Regions from separate parts of the Homo sapiens genome. Here region 2 is linked to region 1. A link is an interaction called in ENCODE POLR2A ChIA-PET data of the cell type or tissue named here. Cell type or tissue: GM12878. All regions are shown on one strand. Each heading gives the region's core, and the rest is flanking DNA. Links, peaks and the distances in the headings are about the cores only.

Region 1 (8,584 bases), core at 250-8,249:
GAGGATCACTTGAACCCAGGAGGCGGAGGTTGCAGTGAGTCGAGATCGCACCACTGCACTCCAGCCTGGGTAACAGAGCAAGACTCTGTCTAAATAAATAAATAAATAAATAAAATCATGCAGACCGCATCCCCAGGAGGCAGTCTGAAATGGCTCAGGAAAAAAAAAAAAAGCAGGTGAAATCTGTGCAGGGGGATCTCACCTGAACAAGGATCAGAAAGACAAGGGCTTGTGCCCAAACCTACCCACCCTCCTAGTGGCAGCTGGACCCTGGACCCCTTACCACCACCAGCCTGCCCCATGCTATCCATCACCAGCCAGCTCATGTCCTAAACATCTCTGCATCCCTCCTCTCTCTCCATCCACGCTGCTGCCTCACTGGTCCTGGCCACCACGGCTCTCTCAGCTAGGCTGCAGTCACTTCCAGGCTGGATTCCCCACCCCTGCCCTTGACCTTCTCCTGTCCTCTACTCCACAAGGCAGCCAGAAGAATCTGCCAATGTGTCAAGTCTTCTCTTGGGCTAGAGCCTTCTGGTGGCTTCCAATCTGCACCCATCCCAGCCCTTTGTGTCAGGCACCATCTCATCTTCATAAATCCTGTTTCTATTGCCTGGAGGACTCCCCCAGCCCTATCTTCCCCTGTTCCTAAATGACATTTTGCCACCCTTCAGATCTCAGTGTCACTTTTGAGAGAAACCTTAGCCAGGCATGGTAGCATGCACCTGTAGTCCCGGCTGCTCTGAAGACTGAGGAGAAATGATCTCTTGAAGTCAGGAGTTGGGGGTTGCAGTGAGCTAGGATTGCACCACTGCACTCCAGCCTGGACAACAGAGCAAGATCCTGTCTCTAGGCCAGGTGCAGTGGCTCACACCTGTAATCCCAGCACTTTGGGAGGCTAAGGCAGGCAGATCACCTGAGGTCAGAAGTTCGAGACCAGCCTGGCCAACATTGTGAAACCCCATCTCTACTAAAAATACAAAAATTAGCCGGGTGTGGTGGCATGCACCTGTAATCCCAGCTACTTGGGAGGCTGAGGCAGGAGAATTGCTTGAACCTGGGAGGCAGAGATTGCAGTGAGCCAAGATCACACCACTGCACTGCAGCATAGACAATGAAGCAAGAAAAAAAAGAAAAGACCTTGTCTCTAAAAAGAGAGAGAGAGAAACCCTGCATGGACCTCCATTCAGATGGCCGTTCTGTTACTAGAAGGGTCCAGACCAACACAAGAGCACTAGGAACCAAAGATGAAATTCACAAAAGAGCAATTATGAGAAATGGGAGAAAGATGGAGGGATTGCAACATAGGGCTAATGGAAGTTTTAGAAAAACAGCAGAAAATCACAGAGAAGCAACATATGATGGACAATCAATGAGAATTTTCAAAAACTAGTCTGGGCATGTTGACTCATGCCTATAGCCCCAGCACTTTGGGAGGCCGAAGCAAGTGGATCAACTGAGGTCAGGAGTTCCAGACCAGCCTGGCCAATATGGTGAAACCTCGTCTCTACTAAAAATACAAAAACTAGCCTGGCGTGGTGGCATGCACCTGTAGTCCCACCTACGCAGGAGGCTAAGGCAGGAGAATCCCTTGAACCCGGGAGGCAGAGGTTGCAGTGAGCCAATATCGTGCCACTGCACTCCAGCCTGGGTGACAGAGCAAGACTCCATCTCAAAAAAAAAAAAAAAAAAGGAAAAGAAAGAAAAAAGAACTAAAAAGACATAAGTCCTCAAATCAAAAACACTCCAAGAACAAACAGCATAAATTAATATGTCTATATAGGGTTTTATCATTATTAAACCACTTAAAATCAAGGATAAAGAGGAATTTTTTTTTTCTTTTTTTGAGATAGGGTCTCACTCTGTCACCCAGGCTGGAGTGTAGTGGTGCAATCACAGCTCACTGTAGCCTCAAACTCCTGGGCTCAAGCAATTCTCCCACCTCAGACTCCCAAGTAACTGGGACCACAAGCCTGCAAGCAGGCACCACCATGCCTAGCTAATATTTGTATTTTAAAGTGCCCATTTAGTTATTTATTTGTTTGTTTATTCAATAAACTTTTTTTTTTTTTAGATGGATTCTTGCTCTGTCACCCAGGCTGGAGTGCAATGCCTCGATGTCTGCTGACTGCAACCTCCACCTCCCAGGTTCAAGTAATTCTCCTGCCTCAGCCTCCTGAGTAGCTGGGATTACAGGCATGAGCCACCACACCCAGCTACTTTTTGTATTTTTAGTAGAGACGGAGTTTCGCCATGTTGGCCAGGCTGGTCTCGAACTCCTGACCTCATGTGATTCACCTGTCTCAGCCTCCCAAAGTGCTGGGATTACAGGCATGAGCCACTGCACCCGGCCTATTCAATAAACATGTATTCAGTCTGTACCTACTGTTCTAGGGACTGTGGACAGAGCACTGAGCAAGATAGGAAAAAACCAGCACGTACTCTGGGTGAGTGTCAGCAGAGCCGGTCTCAGGGGGCATGAGCCATGCAATTACACACTCGGTTTCATGCTGTACGGTGGCCATTTTGAAATCCTTAATAATTTTTCAACAAGAGCCCTCAAGTTTCATTTTGGAACGGGCCCTGCAAATTACGTAGCCGGTCCTGTGTGTCAGGCCAAACTAGCAGATAAGGAAATGAGGCACAGAGAGGGAAACAACTCCACCAAGGTTCACACAGGATGCAAGCCACACAGCTGGGATTGAAACCCAGGTTAGACTGGGTGCAGTGGCTCATGCCTGTAATCCCAGTACTTTGGGAGGCCAAGGCGGATGGATCATCTAAAGTCAGGAGTTCAAGACCAGCCTGACCAACATGGTAAAACTCCATCTCTACTAAAAATACAAAAATTAGCTGGGCGCGGTGGCTCACGCCTGTAATCCCAGCACTTTGGGAGGCCGAGGCGGGTGGATCATGAGGTCAGGAGATTGAGACCATCCTGGCTAACATGGTGAAACCCCATCTCTACTAAAAATACAAAAAATTAGCCGGGCGTGGTGGCAGGCGCCTGTAGTCCAAGCTCCAAGCTACTCGGGAGGCTGAGGCAGGAGAATTGCTTGAACCTGGGAGGCAGAGGTTGCAGTGAGCTGAGATCGTGCCACTGCACTCCAGCCTGGGCAACAGAGTGAGACTCCAAAAAAAAAAAAAACAGGAAAGAAAGAGAGAGAGAGAGAGAGAGAAAGAAAGAGAAAGAAAGAAGAAAGAAAGAAAGAGAGAGAGAGAGAAAGAAAGAAAGGGGAGGGGAGGGGGAAGGGAAGGGGAAGGGGGGGAAGGGAAGGGGGAGGGGAGGGGGAGGGGAAGGGGAGGGGAGGGTAAGGGGAAGGGGAGGAGAAGGGGAGGGGAAGGGGAGGGGAAGGGAAGGGGAAGGGAAGGGGAAGGGAAGGGGAAGGGAAGGGGAAGGGGAAGGGAAGGGACCCAGGCTAACAGACTCCAGATACCAGCAGCAGCCCTTGAGCCATGTTGCCTAATTGTCCCCAAGCAGAAAACTTCCCAGGTCTTCGGAGGCAGCAAAAGCTTTCCTGGCACAGAGCTAGAAAAGAAGATTCTCATGGTGTCCCATGTGGCAGGAACTACAGGAGCTGGGGTGGGTAATCCATTTAGGCCACTTGACAAACACCTATTTGTAGGTCAACTCTGAGAATAGAAAGATGAAAAAGGAGTGGCCTCTGCCATCCTGGAGCTAAGCAACTGGTATAAGGGAAGTGACAGCCCCCATGGAATCGGACCATTTCAACTTCATGCCACGAATGACAGGTCAGGGCTTCTGGGCATGATCATAGGAATGACCACAGCTAACATTGACCATGGGCCTAATTTGTGTGCTGTTTGCTTTTTTTTTTTTTGAGACGGAGTCTCACTCAAGTCGCCAGGCTGGATGGAGTGCAGTGGTGCGATCTCGGCTCACTGCAGCCTCCGCCTCCCAGGTTCAAGCAATTCTCCTGCCTCCCAGGTTCAAGCAATTCTCCTGCCTCAGCCTCCCGAGTAGCTGGGATTACAGGTGCCCTCCACCACGCCTGGCTAATTTTTGTATTTTTAGTAGAGACGGGGTTTCACCATGTTGGCCAGGATGGTCTCAATCTCTTGACCTCGTGATCCGCCCACCTCGCCCTCCCAAAGTGCTGAGATTACAGGCGCGAGCCACTGTGCCCGGCCATGCTGTGCACTTTTTAGCATTTTCTTCAGTTTTTGTTGCAACCTATGAGTCAGGAACTCTTATTATGCTGTTTTACCTAGGAGGAAAAGAGCATTCACAGAGATTAAACGGTGTGTTCAGGCCGGGTGTGGTGGTAATCACATCCATGACCGTAATCCCAGCACTTTGGGAGGCCAAAGCAGGAGGATTGTTTGAGTCCAGGAATTCAAGACCAGCCTGGGCAACTTAGTAAAACCTCCATCTCTTTTTTAAAAAAAAGATAATAAAATACTTTAGGAGGCCAAGGCAGGCAGATCACTTGAGGTCAGGAGTTCGAGATCAGCCTGGCCAACATGGTGAAACCCCGTCTCTACTATAAATACAAAAATTAGCTGGGTGTGGTGGCATGCGCCTGTAGTCCCAGCTACTCAGGAGGCTGAGGCAGGAGAATTGCTTGAACCTGGGAGGCGGAGGTTGCAGTGAGCTGAGATCACGCCACTGCACTCCAGCCTGGGCGACAGAGTGAGACTCTGTCAAAAAATAATAAGAAAAATAATCATAAAATAAGATAAAAATATAAATAAAAAATAAACAACATGCCTAAAACCACACAGCTAGAAGAAGGCAGTGTCAGAACTCAGCTATGTCTGACATCAGAGACCACGATTTTTTTTTTTTTTTTGAAACGGAGTCCTGCTCTTGTCACCCAGGCCGGAGTGTAATGGGACGATCTCAGCTCACTGCAACCTCTGCCTCCCAGGTTCAAGCGATTCTCCTGCCTCAGCCTCCCAAGTAGCTGGGATTACAGGTTCCCGCCACCACACCTGGCTAATTTTTGTATTTTTAGTAGAGACAAGGTTTCACCATGTTGGCCAGGCTGGTCTCAAACTCCTGACCTCATGATCTGTTCGCCTCAGCCTCCCAAAGTGCTGAGATTACAGGCATGAGCCACCACCCCCCCGGCCTTTTTTTGTTTTTTTTTTTGTTGTTGTTTTTTGTGTTTTTTTTTCTTTTGAGGCAGAGTCTCGCTCTGTTGCCCAGGCTGGAGTGCAGTGGCACGATCTCGGCTCACTGCAAGCTCTGCCTCCTGGGTTCACGCCATTCTCCTGCCTCAGCCTCCAGAGTAGCTGGGACTACAGGCGCCCGCCACCACGCCCAGCTAATTTTTTGTATTTTTTAGTAGAGACGGGGTTTCACTGTGTTAGCCAGGATGGTCTCGATCTCCTGACCTTGTGATCTGCCCGCCTAGGCCTCCCAAACTGCTGGGATTACAGGCGTGAGCCACAGCGCCCGGCCTTTTTTTTTTTTTTTTTTTTGAGACAGTCTCTGTTGCCCAGGCTGTAGTGTAGTGGTACAATCTCCACTCACTGCAACCTCCACCACCTAGGTTCAAGTGATCAAGTGATTTGCCTGCCTCAGCCTCCCAAGTAGCTGGGATTACAAGCATAAACCACCACACCCAGCTAATTTTTGTATTTTTAGTAGAGGGGTTTTGCCATATTGGCCAGTCTGGTCTTGAACACCTGACTTCAAAGTGATCCGCCCGCTTGGCCTCCCAAAGTGCTGAGATTACAGGCATAAGCCACCATACCTGGCCAGAAACCATGATTTTAACGAGCATATGGCCCTGCCCCGAAGAACTGTGGACATACAGGTGAGAGGCAGGCACCCCACGCTGCTGGGAAAAATCACAGAAAGCTTCCCAGAGGAGGTGATGACAGAGGTGAAATAAATATGGATCTGTCAGCCTGTACAAGAGTCAGAGGCCATGAGAGAGTATGGAAGAAGGAGAGAGATCTCTCACTGGAAGGTAAAGTACTAGGCTGGGAATAGTGGCAGATGGGACCAGAGATGTAAGCAAAGACCACACCACAGTGAGCCTTGAATGCCAAGTACATCAGTTATGGGTCTTAGCTGCAAGCAACAGAATCTACTCTGGTCAGTCTACATAGCAAAGAAATGAATGAATGAATTTATTTATTTATTTATTGAGACGAATTCTTGCTCTATTGCCCAGGCTGGAGTGCAGTGGCACGATCTTGGCTCACCGCAACCTCCGCCTCCAGGGTACAAGCTATTCTCCCACCTCAGCCTCCCAAGTAGCTGAAATTACAGGCGTGTGCCACCACATCCAGCTAATTTTTGTATTTTTAGTAGAGATGGGGTTTCACCATATTGGCCAGGCTGGTCTCGAACTCCTGACCTCAAGTGATCCACCCGCCTTGGCCTCCCAAAGTGCTGGGATTACAGGTGTGAGCCACCTCGCCTAGCCACAAATTTATTTTTAATATGTCAAATAAACTGACCAGGTGTGGTGGCTCACACCGTCATCCCAGCTCTTCGGAAGCCAAGGCAGGAGGATCACTTGAGGCCAGGAGTTTGAGACCAGCCTGGGCAACATAGCAAGACTCCATTTCTACCACACACACACACACACACACACACACACACACACACACACACACAAAATTAGCCAGCGTGAGGCTTGAATGCCAACTGTATCAGTTATGGGTCTTAGTTGCAATCAACAGAATCCATTCTGGTCAGTTTACATAGCAGAGGAATTTATTTTTAAAATATCAAGTAAACTGGCCAAGTGTGGTGGCTCCTACCAGTAATCCCAGCACTTTGGGAGTCCGAGGCGGGCAGATCACCTGAGGTCAGATCACCTGCGGTCAGGAGTTCAAGACCAGCCTAGCCAACATGGTGAAACCCTGTCTGTATTAAAAATATGGGAGGCTGAGGAGGGAGGATCACTTGAGCCCAGGAGATTGAGGCTGCAGTGAGCTATGATCACACCACTACTCTCCAGCCTGAGTGACAGAGTGAGACTGTCTCAAAGAAAATTAATTTTTTTTTTGTAAACTATCACAGCCAAGAGGAGCCTAAGAAGACATTACTACTAAATGTCACATGGTGTCATGGATGGGATCTTCGGACAGAAAAAGGAAATTGGGCCGGGCACGGTGGCTCACACCTATAATCCCATCACTTTGGGAGGCTGAGGTGGGTGGATCACCTGAGGTCGGGAGTTCAAGACCAGCCTGACCAACATGGAGAAACCCCCGTCTCTACTAAAAATACAAAATTGGCCGGGGTGGTGGCGCATGCCTGTAATCCCAGCTACTCGGGAGGCTGAGGCAGGAGAATCCCTTGAACCGGGGAGACGGAGGTTGCAGTGAGCCAAGATTGCGCCATTGCACTCCAGCCTGGGCAACAAGAGTGAAACTCTGTCTCAAAAAAAAAAAAAAAAAAAAGAAAAAGAAAAGAAAAAGGAAATTGGTAAAAATTAAGGAGGTCTAACTAAAGTATGGACTTCAGTTAATTACAATGTATTAACTTCAGTTCATTAACGGTAACAAATATACTATACCAGTGCAAGATGTTAATAAAAGGGGGAAATGGTACAGGATATATGAGAATCCTACTGTCTTAACAATTTTTCTGTAAATTTAAAAACATTGTAAGATGAAGAGTCTATTTTTAGAGCACTGAGTAAATTGCATGGAACTAAACACACACACACAATTACATGTAAAACTGATAGAACCTGGGTAAGTTCAGTGGATGGTATTGAAGGCAATTTCCTGGTTGTGAGATTGTACTCTAGTTTTGCAAGCTGTTACCGTTGGGGGAAATTGCATGAAGGGCACGAGGGCTCTCTGGGTAATAATCTCTTACAATTGCAAGTGAATCTACAATTATCTTAAGATAACAAGCCTTATTTTATTTATTTATTTTATAGAGACAAGGTTTCACTGTATTGGCCAAACTTGTCACAAACTCCTGGCCTCGAGCGATCCTCCCACCTTGGCCTCCCAAAGTGCAGAGATTACAGACATGAGCTATAGTACCTGGCCAAAAAGCTTAATTTTAAAACATTGAAAAGAGAACAGGATCTTTTGGAAAGCTGAAGAAATAAAGTCTAGGCTTAAAGTTCTAGGACCCTTACCCAGCACCGTGGGGCAGAACTGGCCTGATAAGAAAATGAAGCTGTGGGCCAGGCACAGTGGCTGACGCCTGTAATCCCAGCACTTTGGGAGGCTGAGGTGGGTGGATCACTTAAGGTCAGGAGTTCGAGACCAGCCTAGCCAACATGGTGAACCCCCATCTCTACTATACAAAAATTAGCTGGGTGTGGTGGTGGGCGCCTGTAGTCCCAGCTACTTGGGAGGCTAAGGCATGAGAATCACTTGAATCCAGGAAGCGGAGATTGCAGTGAGCCAGGATCACACCACTGAACTCCAGCCTGGGCAACAGAGCGAGACTCTGTCTCAAAAAAAAAAGAGAGAGAGAGGGAGAGAGGCAGGCAGGCAGGCAGGCAGGCAGAAAGAAAATGAAGCTGTGGCAGCTTCCACAGCCACACCTTCTCCAGGACTTCACGTTTCTAAATGGCGAGTTGTATTTTCCCAAAATGGCTGCAATAGTAACTTCATCCAACATGCTCTTCCACAA
Region 2 (8,584 bases), core at 370-8,369, 130 kb before region 1:
TTTTGCATGTGGTTAGAGATTTAGTTTTTGGAATAAAGAACGCAGTGAGGGAGGCCAGGTGCAGTGGCTCATGCCTGTAATCCCAGCACTTTGGGAGGCCAAGGCGGGTGGATCACTTGAGGTCAGGAGTTCAAGACCAGCCTGCCCAACATGGTGAAACCCCGTCTCTACTAAAAATATAAAAATTAGCCAGGCGTGGTGGCGTGCACCTCTAGTCCCAGCTACTCAGGAGGCTGAGGCACGAGAATCGCTTGAACCTGGGAGGCGGAAGTTGCAGTGAGCCGAGATTTCGCCACCTCACTCCAGCCTGGGCGACAGAGCAAGACTCTGTCTCAAAAAAAAACCAAAAAACAAAAACCAAAAACCAAAAAACCAAAAACCTCTATGAAGGCTTTTCCATAAGTTCATGAGGCTGAAGAGAACAGTCTGACATTTCAGCCATTCTTAGGTATACTTCTATTCCTAGGCGTTTGAGCAACAAATGATATAAAATACAGTACATATAATTTTTTTTTTTTTTAGATGGAGTCTCACTCTGTTGCCCAGGCTAGAGTGCAGTGGCATGATCTTGGCTCACTGCAACTTCCGCCTCCCAGGTTCAAGAAATTCTCCTGCCTCAGCCTCCCGAGAAGCTGGGACTACAGGTGCATGCCACCGTGCCTGGCAAATTTTTTGTATTTTAGTAGAGACAGGGTTTCACCATGTTGCCCAGGCTGGTCTTGAACTCCTGAGGTTTGGCATTCCACCCACCTCGGCCTCCCAAAGTGTTAGGATTACAGGCGTGAGCCACCATGCCTGGCCTATAATTTTTTTATGTACACAAAATTATCATTACCTGGCCATCCTGGAATGAGGCAGATCGATCTGGAAAGGCTTGCAGAAAGATACATATTTGTAGTTTTTCCTGAAAATTTAAATATTTAAAGTTCTGTGATATGACAGGTAGGCTCTTTCAGGCTACAGGGAGAAGACACTTTAGAGAAAATGTTAGGGAGTAATAGAGTGGCTTTTTCGTTTTTTTGCTTCTCTGCTTATAGTATTTTGTTTTGGGAGGGATGGGATCTGGCCTTGATTTTGCAGAGACTTCTTGTGCCCAGCCCGTAGTATCTACCCAATCAGACAAGGAGCCAGGAATTACTGCTTCTGCTACTGATACTGATAATGCTAATGGGTAAGTTTATTTCAGTGAGGCAAGTTGAACACAGAATGGACTACACATTCATGGTCAGTCAGTCTATCTATCTGTCTGTCTATCTGGTCATTTATCATATTTCTTTTTTTTTTTTTTTTTGAGACGGAGTCTCGCTCTGTCGCCCAGGCTGGAGTACAGTGGCGTGATCTTAGCTCACTGCAACCTCTGCCTCCTGGGTTCAAGCAATTCTCCTGCCTCAGCCTCTCGAGTAGCTGGGATTACAGGCGCCTGCCACCACACCCGGCTAATTTTTATACTTTTTAGTAGAGACGGGGTTCACCATATCAGCCAGGTTGGTCTCGAACTCCTGACCTTGTGATCCACCCGCCTTGGCCTCCCAAAGTGCTGGGATTACAGGCGTGAGCCACCAGGCCCAGCCCATTTATCATATTTCTATAGATTTCTCTCAGCTCAGGAAAGATACCTGTTTGAGTTGGGAAAAATAGGCAAGTAGATGGATGAAATGGCCTCAGGAGGTCTTAGAGAGCTTAGGATTCATCTGTCTTCCTTTTACTCGGGTTTTTTCAGAAGAAGAGTTCTGCAATTGCTCTATTTTTACCTTTCATTAAAATAAAACCTCATTTTCAGAGAGGAGGTACCACATACTCAAGAGATTTCAGTGTCTTGGGAAGGTGAAGCTGCCCCTGAGATAAGGACATCTAAGTTAGGCCAGCCAGATCCTGCACCCTCTAAGAAGAAATCCAATAGACTCACCTTAAGCAAAAGAAAGAAGGAAGCTCGTAAGTACAGTCAGATATACTTTGAAGCCTGGCTCAAGTACTAGCTCCAGGAAATTAGGGAATGGGACCATGGGCAGGCTGAGAATTTTCAGCCCAAGACTTGAGACTATTAGGCTGTGATTCTTCTTCCTTCTTTCACTGACCTTTACTATCTACAAAGATTGTCTTCTTCATCTCCCCACCTCACGTTTTCTTTTTTCTTCCCAGAAGATGAGAAGGTGGAGAAAACTCAAGGTGGACATGAGCACAGACAGGAAGACCGACTAAAGAAAACAGTTCAGGATCATTCTCAGATCAGGGACCAGCAAAAAGGAGAGATAAGTGGTTTTGGTGAGTTTAGCTGGTTTGGCAAACCTACTTGGCCTGAAAATTTGAAATAGAGCAGAGAGGCAGGGTTAGGATGTTAGAGGAACCTCTGCAAAGAATATAGTCAATCTCTCACAGCTGCTTGTTGCAGAATATGCTGCCGAAAGAATAATTTCATTCATTCAGTCATTTATTCACATAATCCATAGTTGTTGGGTGCCTACTGTGTACAAAGCATTTTAGATGTTTCCCAGGAAGAAAATGAAGATGTGGTAAGAAAGGTAATAGTTTGAGATAATGTGGTAAAAAAGGTAATAGAAGATGTGGTAAGAAAGGTAATAGAAAAATAAGGAGTGGTATTATAGATCCCAGGGGAGGAGAGAATTTAAAGAAAGAGGGATGCTCAGCCATGTCGAATGCCATCGTAAAGAAATCAAAGAGGATAAACATAAGCTCAAGGACATCACAATTAGGAAGCCATTAGCGGTTTGGTTATAGCTACTGAAAGAGTTGATAAGCGTGAATGGCAGCTTATAGCTGGTTGAAGAGTAGACACTTTTTCAATTAGTTTAGATAGGGAAAGTAAGAGGGAGAAAATGGTAGATAAAAAGGAATGGAGGCTGGGCATGGTGGCTCATGCTTGTAATCCCAGCTCTGTGGGATGCCGAGGTGGGTGGATCACAAGGTCAGGAGTTCAAGACCAGCCTGACCAATATGGTGAAACCCCATCTCTACTGAAAATACAAAAATTAGCTGGGTATGGTGGCATGCGCCTGTAGTCTCAGTTACTTGGAGGCTGAGGCAGGAGAATCGCTTGAACCCAGGAGACGGAGGTTGCAGTGAGCCAAGATTGTGCCACTGCACTCCAGCCTGGGCAACAAAGGGAGACTCTGTCTAAAAAAAAAAAAAAAAAAAAAAAAAAATGGGTACGGAGTTGAGGGAGGGGTTTTTTGTTTTTTTGTTTTGTTTCGTTTTGAGATAGAGTCTTGCTCTGTCGCCAGGCTGGAGTGCGGTGGCGCGATCTCCACTCACTGCAACCTTCTCCTCCCGGGTTCAAGCGATTCTCCTGCCTCAACCTCCCTAGTAGCTCGGACTACAGGCATGCGCCACCACGCCCAGCTAATTTTTGTAATTTTAGTAGAGATGGGGTTTCACCATGTTGGCCAGGATAGTCTCGATCTCTTGACCTTGTGATCTGCCCGCTTCGGCCTCCTAAAGTGTTGGGATTACAGGTGTAAGCCACCGTGCCCAGCCTGATAATGGTAAATTTTATGACAAGAAATAAAACAGATCATACAATATACTAGTGTGTTCAAAAATTCAAAAATACCAAGGCAGGAGGATCACTTGAGACCAGGAGTTTGAGACCAGCTTGGGCAACACAGTGAGACCCTCATCTCTACAAGAAAAAAAAAAATTAGCTGGATGTAGTGGTAGTGCCTGTAGTCCTAGCTGTTCAAGAGGCTGAGGTGGGAGGATCTCTTGATCCCAGGAATTGGAGGCTGCAGTGAGCGATGATTGTGCCACTGCCCTCCAGCCTTGGTGACAGAGCAAGACCCTGTCTCTAAAAAACTAAATAAATAGACAACAATCTAAACAGGCTTGTACCAAACAAAAACAAAAACCCCAAAACAAAACATAATACAAAAAGACAGAACAAGTTCCAACTTTAAGAAACAGTGGAATAAAAAGTTACGTAGTGTCTAATCTGTATGTGTACATATATGTGGTTTTGGTTGTGGAAGCATAATATAGTTTGCACATACTTGGAAGAAAACTCCAAGACTATGCAGGCACCAAACAAGGTAGTTCAGGTCAATAAACCATTCCTCTTGTTATAATGACATAGTAACATAAGGCACTGAGGTATAAGTCTAATTTGAACAACCAGGTGGCCTGGAGTTCAGACTACCCGAAGGGAGTTTCTAGGTAGAGTCAAAAAGGAAACTAAAAGGTTTTTCTTTTGGTTTTATGTGACTATATAAACTCAGATGTGCTTGTTGAGAACTTTTGGGGTACTGCAGACCCCACTGACCTGATCTCTGGTTAGCTCAAATAAATTGGTGTCATTAGATTTGTGTTGCTCTGTCTCCTGTACTCAGAATTACTGTAAGAGGCCTGGCGCAGTGGCTCACACCTGTAATCTTAGCACTTTGGGAGGCTGAGGCAGGAAGCTTGCTTGAGTCCAGACTAGCCTGGGTAACATAGTGAGACCCCCGTCTCTATAAAAAAGAAAAAAAGTGAATTTATATTAAAAAAGAAATGGAAAAAAAAGAATTACTGCATGGACTAGATCTTAGGCTGGCAGATGAGGGTTCACCCTCTAGGTGATTGTGAGTTGAATTGTGATTGTAGTGGATTTATTAGCCTCCTGCTATAAATAAACCATTCTTCCCATTTCTTACAGTTGCCAAGGAGAGGTGAGTGCTCCTGAAGTAGGAAGGAGTATTTAATGAATACAATTTGCATTAAGTACAGAGAAGGAAAAGAGCAGTGTGTCATGAGAGGAAGTAAGATTGGGCTGGTCAGGGAGTGCATTTCTAAGGAAACAGTATTTCAGCTGAAACCTGAAGGCAGAGTAGAAGTTATCCAAGTGAAGAAAGAGTTTTAGGTAGGGTAAAGTGTGGTATGTTCCAGATACTAAAAGAAAGCCAGTGTGATTGCGGAGCTCAGAGAGCAAGGGGAGGCAAGTTGGGAACGTGGCTCTGGATAACTGGAAAGAGGGAGGCAGTGGCTAGGTCAAAGACCATGTACAGAGTGAACATTTTATCCTAAGTGCAGGGGGAATCCACTGGTGGGTTTTAACCAGGGAAGTGACATCTTCACATTAATGTTTTAAAAGGATCCTTTGGTGATTAATTGGAGATGGAGTATGGGGAGAAAAGAAGAATAGACCAGTTAAGAAGTTAGTATTAGGATTAGGTATTAGGCTTTGATTAAGATGATGGCTGAGCACAGTGGTTTACACCTGTAATCCCAGCACTTTGGGAGGCAGAGGCAGGAAGATCACTTGAGCCCAGGAGTTTGAGGTTGCAGTGAGCTATGTTCATACCACATCACTCCAGCATGGGTAACAGAGCAAGACCCTGTCTCAAAAAAATATATATTTAAAAAATAAGGCTGGGCGTGGTGGCTCATGCCTGTAATTCCAGCACTTTGGGAGGCCGAGGCGGGTGGATCACGAGGTCAGGAGATCAAGACCATCCTGGCTAACATGGTGAAACCCCGTCTCTACTAAAAATACAAAAAATTAGCCGGGTGTGGTAGCGGGCGCCTGTAGTCCCAGCTATTCGGGAGGCTGAGGCAGGAGAATGGTGTGAACCCAGGAGGCAGAGCTTGCAGTGAGTGGAGATCGTGCCACTGCACTCCAGCCTGGGCGACAGAGCGAGACTCCGTCTCAAAAAAAATAAATAAAAAAAAAATAAAATGGATTAGGATGATCAAAATAGAGAAAGAGAAAAGTGGATGGTTTTAAGGTATGTTTTGGAGGTAAAATTGTTAGAAGTTGGTAATGAATTAGATACTGGAAGGTTGGAGCAGGAGAAGGTATGTCAAGGATGATTGGTTTCTGTCTTGAACAGTTATGTGAAGGGAGATGGGAAAGAGCGGAGGAAGAAAAAATTTGTAATATAAGATGAAGCATTCAGGTTTGGGTACATTTAGGTTTGAGATCCTTGTGAGACATCCAAATAGAGATGTCAAAGAGCAAGGCGGCTTAGGAATCTCGAGCTCAGAACAGAGGCTGTAAGTAGACAGCTGTGTTCTGTCAGGTATGAAAATAGATTTCAAAGCCATGGGAATGAGTGAGCTTGCCTCAGGAGAAAGTGTATCATGGGGAGAGAAGGCCCATGATTGGGCTTTGGGACCCCTGACATTTAGAGATTGAAGAACGAAGAGAACCCAGCAAAGGAGACTGAGGGGGAAGCTTGCCAGTAAAATCAGGGGGAGGGGGACAGGAGAATGAGACATCACAGAACCCAGGAAACTAGTGTTTCAAGAATGAGTGGTCAAGTGAAATCCTCTTAACATGTGTCTGTGACATCAGTCTTCATGATCATAGAGCCACATCCGGGCATCAAACACAGTTTTCCAGAGCACATTATCTTCTCCTTTAGGTTACTTGAACTTTTAAAAAAGTACAATGTTCTTGTCAAAAATATTATTCCAAGCCATAAATTTCCAGTTCCATATCATTATAGTGATTTTTTCCTACTCATTTTCTTATGAGTACTCACTGCTTTCACAGCTAACAATTTGTATTATTATTGATCTGTATTAATATATATGACTCCTGGCCTCTCCTCCTACTCTTTTTTTCTAGTCTTGCTAGCTCACCTCTGTAAACATCCAAAACTACTATTGGCAACTGTCATTTCAGACTAACATATTAGTCCCAACCAGTACTTTGTTCTTCAAGATAAGGTAATTGAGGCTGGGCATGGTGGCTCACCCCTGTAATCCCAGCACTTTGGCAGGCTGAGGAGGGTGGATCACTTGAGCCCAGGAGTTCAAGACCAGCCTGGGCAACATGGGGAAACCCTGCCTCTGTCAATAAATACAAAAAATTTTCTGGGTGTGGTGGTGCATGCCTGTAGTCTCAGCTACTTGGGAGGCTGAAGTGGGAGGATCACTGGAACCTGGGAAGTGGAGGCTGCAGTGACCCGAGATTGCGCCACCGCACTTGAGCCTGGGCAACAGAGCGAGACTGTGTTTCAAAAAAAAAAAAAAAGTAATTGCGAAAGTGATCCTTATATGTGATATTTTGAAAAGACCCAAATGCACGTCAACTTTTCTGAGGGATGATTCTGGAGGGATGGGATTAGGAGCCATCCTTTATGATCAGGTATTTAAGGTAAAATTTGGCAGTGGGAGAGAGTGAACTTACTGGAGAAATATGTTGGTTGATAAATAAATAGTGAATATATAGCGATACCTATGTGTCTGTTATGTGATTTTTCTCTGTCAACTCAATTGCTTGAGTGTAGGCTCAGAAAAGGTGGAGAGGGTTCATTCTGGTTGGTGTTTTGCCACCTGGGTGGGAAGAACGACAGTGGGAAAGGGAGCTGAAGGTGTCTACAAGAGAATCCAAGTAAATGTCAAGTAATCAAACCAGAGTGGAACAGAGTGAAGAATGAAAGTTGCTTCCAGATGGAGAGGATGGTAGTGGGCAGTGGGTTGGAGAGCTAGATAAAATGAAAGTTGCTATAGGAGTCTTTGAGCAAGTGAGGTGGAAGACGGGGCATTTTTGTAGATAGGATGTTTGGATGAGTGGCTCAGAGGGTGTGCAGTTCCTGCAGATGACTGGGTGGGGCATGCAGGAGTGGGAGTGGGTTCCAGAGGTGACATGAAGAAAAAAGTCAAGGGACTGAAATAATGGGGTGCTGTATGAGGAGTTCCTGTGGATGTAGAGGTCATTTGGAATGAAGGCAGGAGGTGGAGAGAAGACTGAATCAGATACCAGCATCTCTACAAGGGAGATGAGAGGTGAGGATAGTCCCATGGCATAGACCTCAAGGGAGGAAGTTTTTATAAGAGTTGGAGAGTAGTAGCAATGGGGCAATGATAATGCCAGCCTGACTTTCTGTCCCAAGAGACATGGGGAGTGTGAGAGGAACTGACTGCACTTACAGGGTTGTAGGTGGGGGTGGTTTAGGTGGGGCAGTGTCATTAGTGGGTCTCCAGGCTTCAGAAAGGAGATAGAAGTTCAGATTTGAGGTTGAGGATATGTGGACTTTTGTTGCTCGAGTCAATGGACTTTCCAAGACCACAATGGAAGAGTTTTGGTGGGAGAGAGGAGAGGCTGAGGGACATGGGTCAGCTTAGGAGAGGTGGGGGTCTGGAAGGTAATGGATAAAAGGAAGGCTTGGCCTTTGAGCAGGGCCCAGAGTTAATAGTTGATGGAGAAGTGATAGGCTTAGACCTGTGTCTTTTGGAGAAGAGTGAACTCAGACACTGTTGGTCCTAAAGTTTGCAACTTGGTGATTTGGTGACAGGTAAATCAGTTGAGATTTGGATAAGAACTCTGGATGTTGTGCACAAAAGAGATGCAGGTTAGCCCTTCAAAAGAACTTTTCAGTAGTGTCATGCCAGCAGAGAACAAGGCACTATCTGGAAAGATGCCAGGCAACCTTTCAATTTAAGAACTGTCAATACAAGAAACATTCCTTTCAGCCTTGGGGCAGGGAGACATGGTAGCCTAGTACAGGAAAAAGATCAAGGCATGAGACTTGAGTTCTAAGTTCAGCTCTATCGCCAAGTTAGCTAATCCTCAGCAAGCCAGTTACCTCTTTGAGCCTTGGTTTCCCTCTTATAAGTCAGGGATCGGGCTGGTTGATCTCTAATGTCT

What was found. ChIA-PET counts read pairs that join two places held together with the same protein. Peaks named below come from ENCODE experiments on the same cell type or tissue, not always from the same donor. Only the 100,000 strongest peaks of a DNase experiment are listed, where the experiment ranks them.
Region 2: POLR2A ChIA-PET joins it to region 1 with 5 read pairs; 9 of 35 experiments call an interaction of 5 or more read pairs at or near these places.

What each region holds. Positions count from the first base shown.
Region 1 is chr7:100,277,286-100,285,869 of GRCh38, reverse strand. No RefSeq gene overlaps it. Among named protein-coding and RNA genes, the nearest start is that of SPDYE3, 26 kb to the left of the region's middle. In GM12878, for the core only: no CTCF peak of the experiment used is centred there; no DNase peak of the experiment used is centred there.
Region 2 is chr7:100,409,653-100,418,236 of GRCh38, reverse strand. It overlaps ZCWPW1 (zinc finger CW-type and PWWP domain containing 1), which reads left to right. Exons shown (of 18, transcript NM_001386010.1): 6 at 1,054-1,171; 7 at 1,781-1,932; 8 at 2,140-2,262. Among named protein-coding and RNA genes, the nearest start is that of ZCWPW1, 15 kb to the left of the region's middle. RefSeq lists an enhancer at 58-147. In GM12878, for the core only: no CTCF peak of the experiment used is centred there; no DNase peak of the experiment used is centred there; H3K27ac peaks cover 1,059 bases.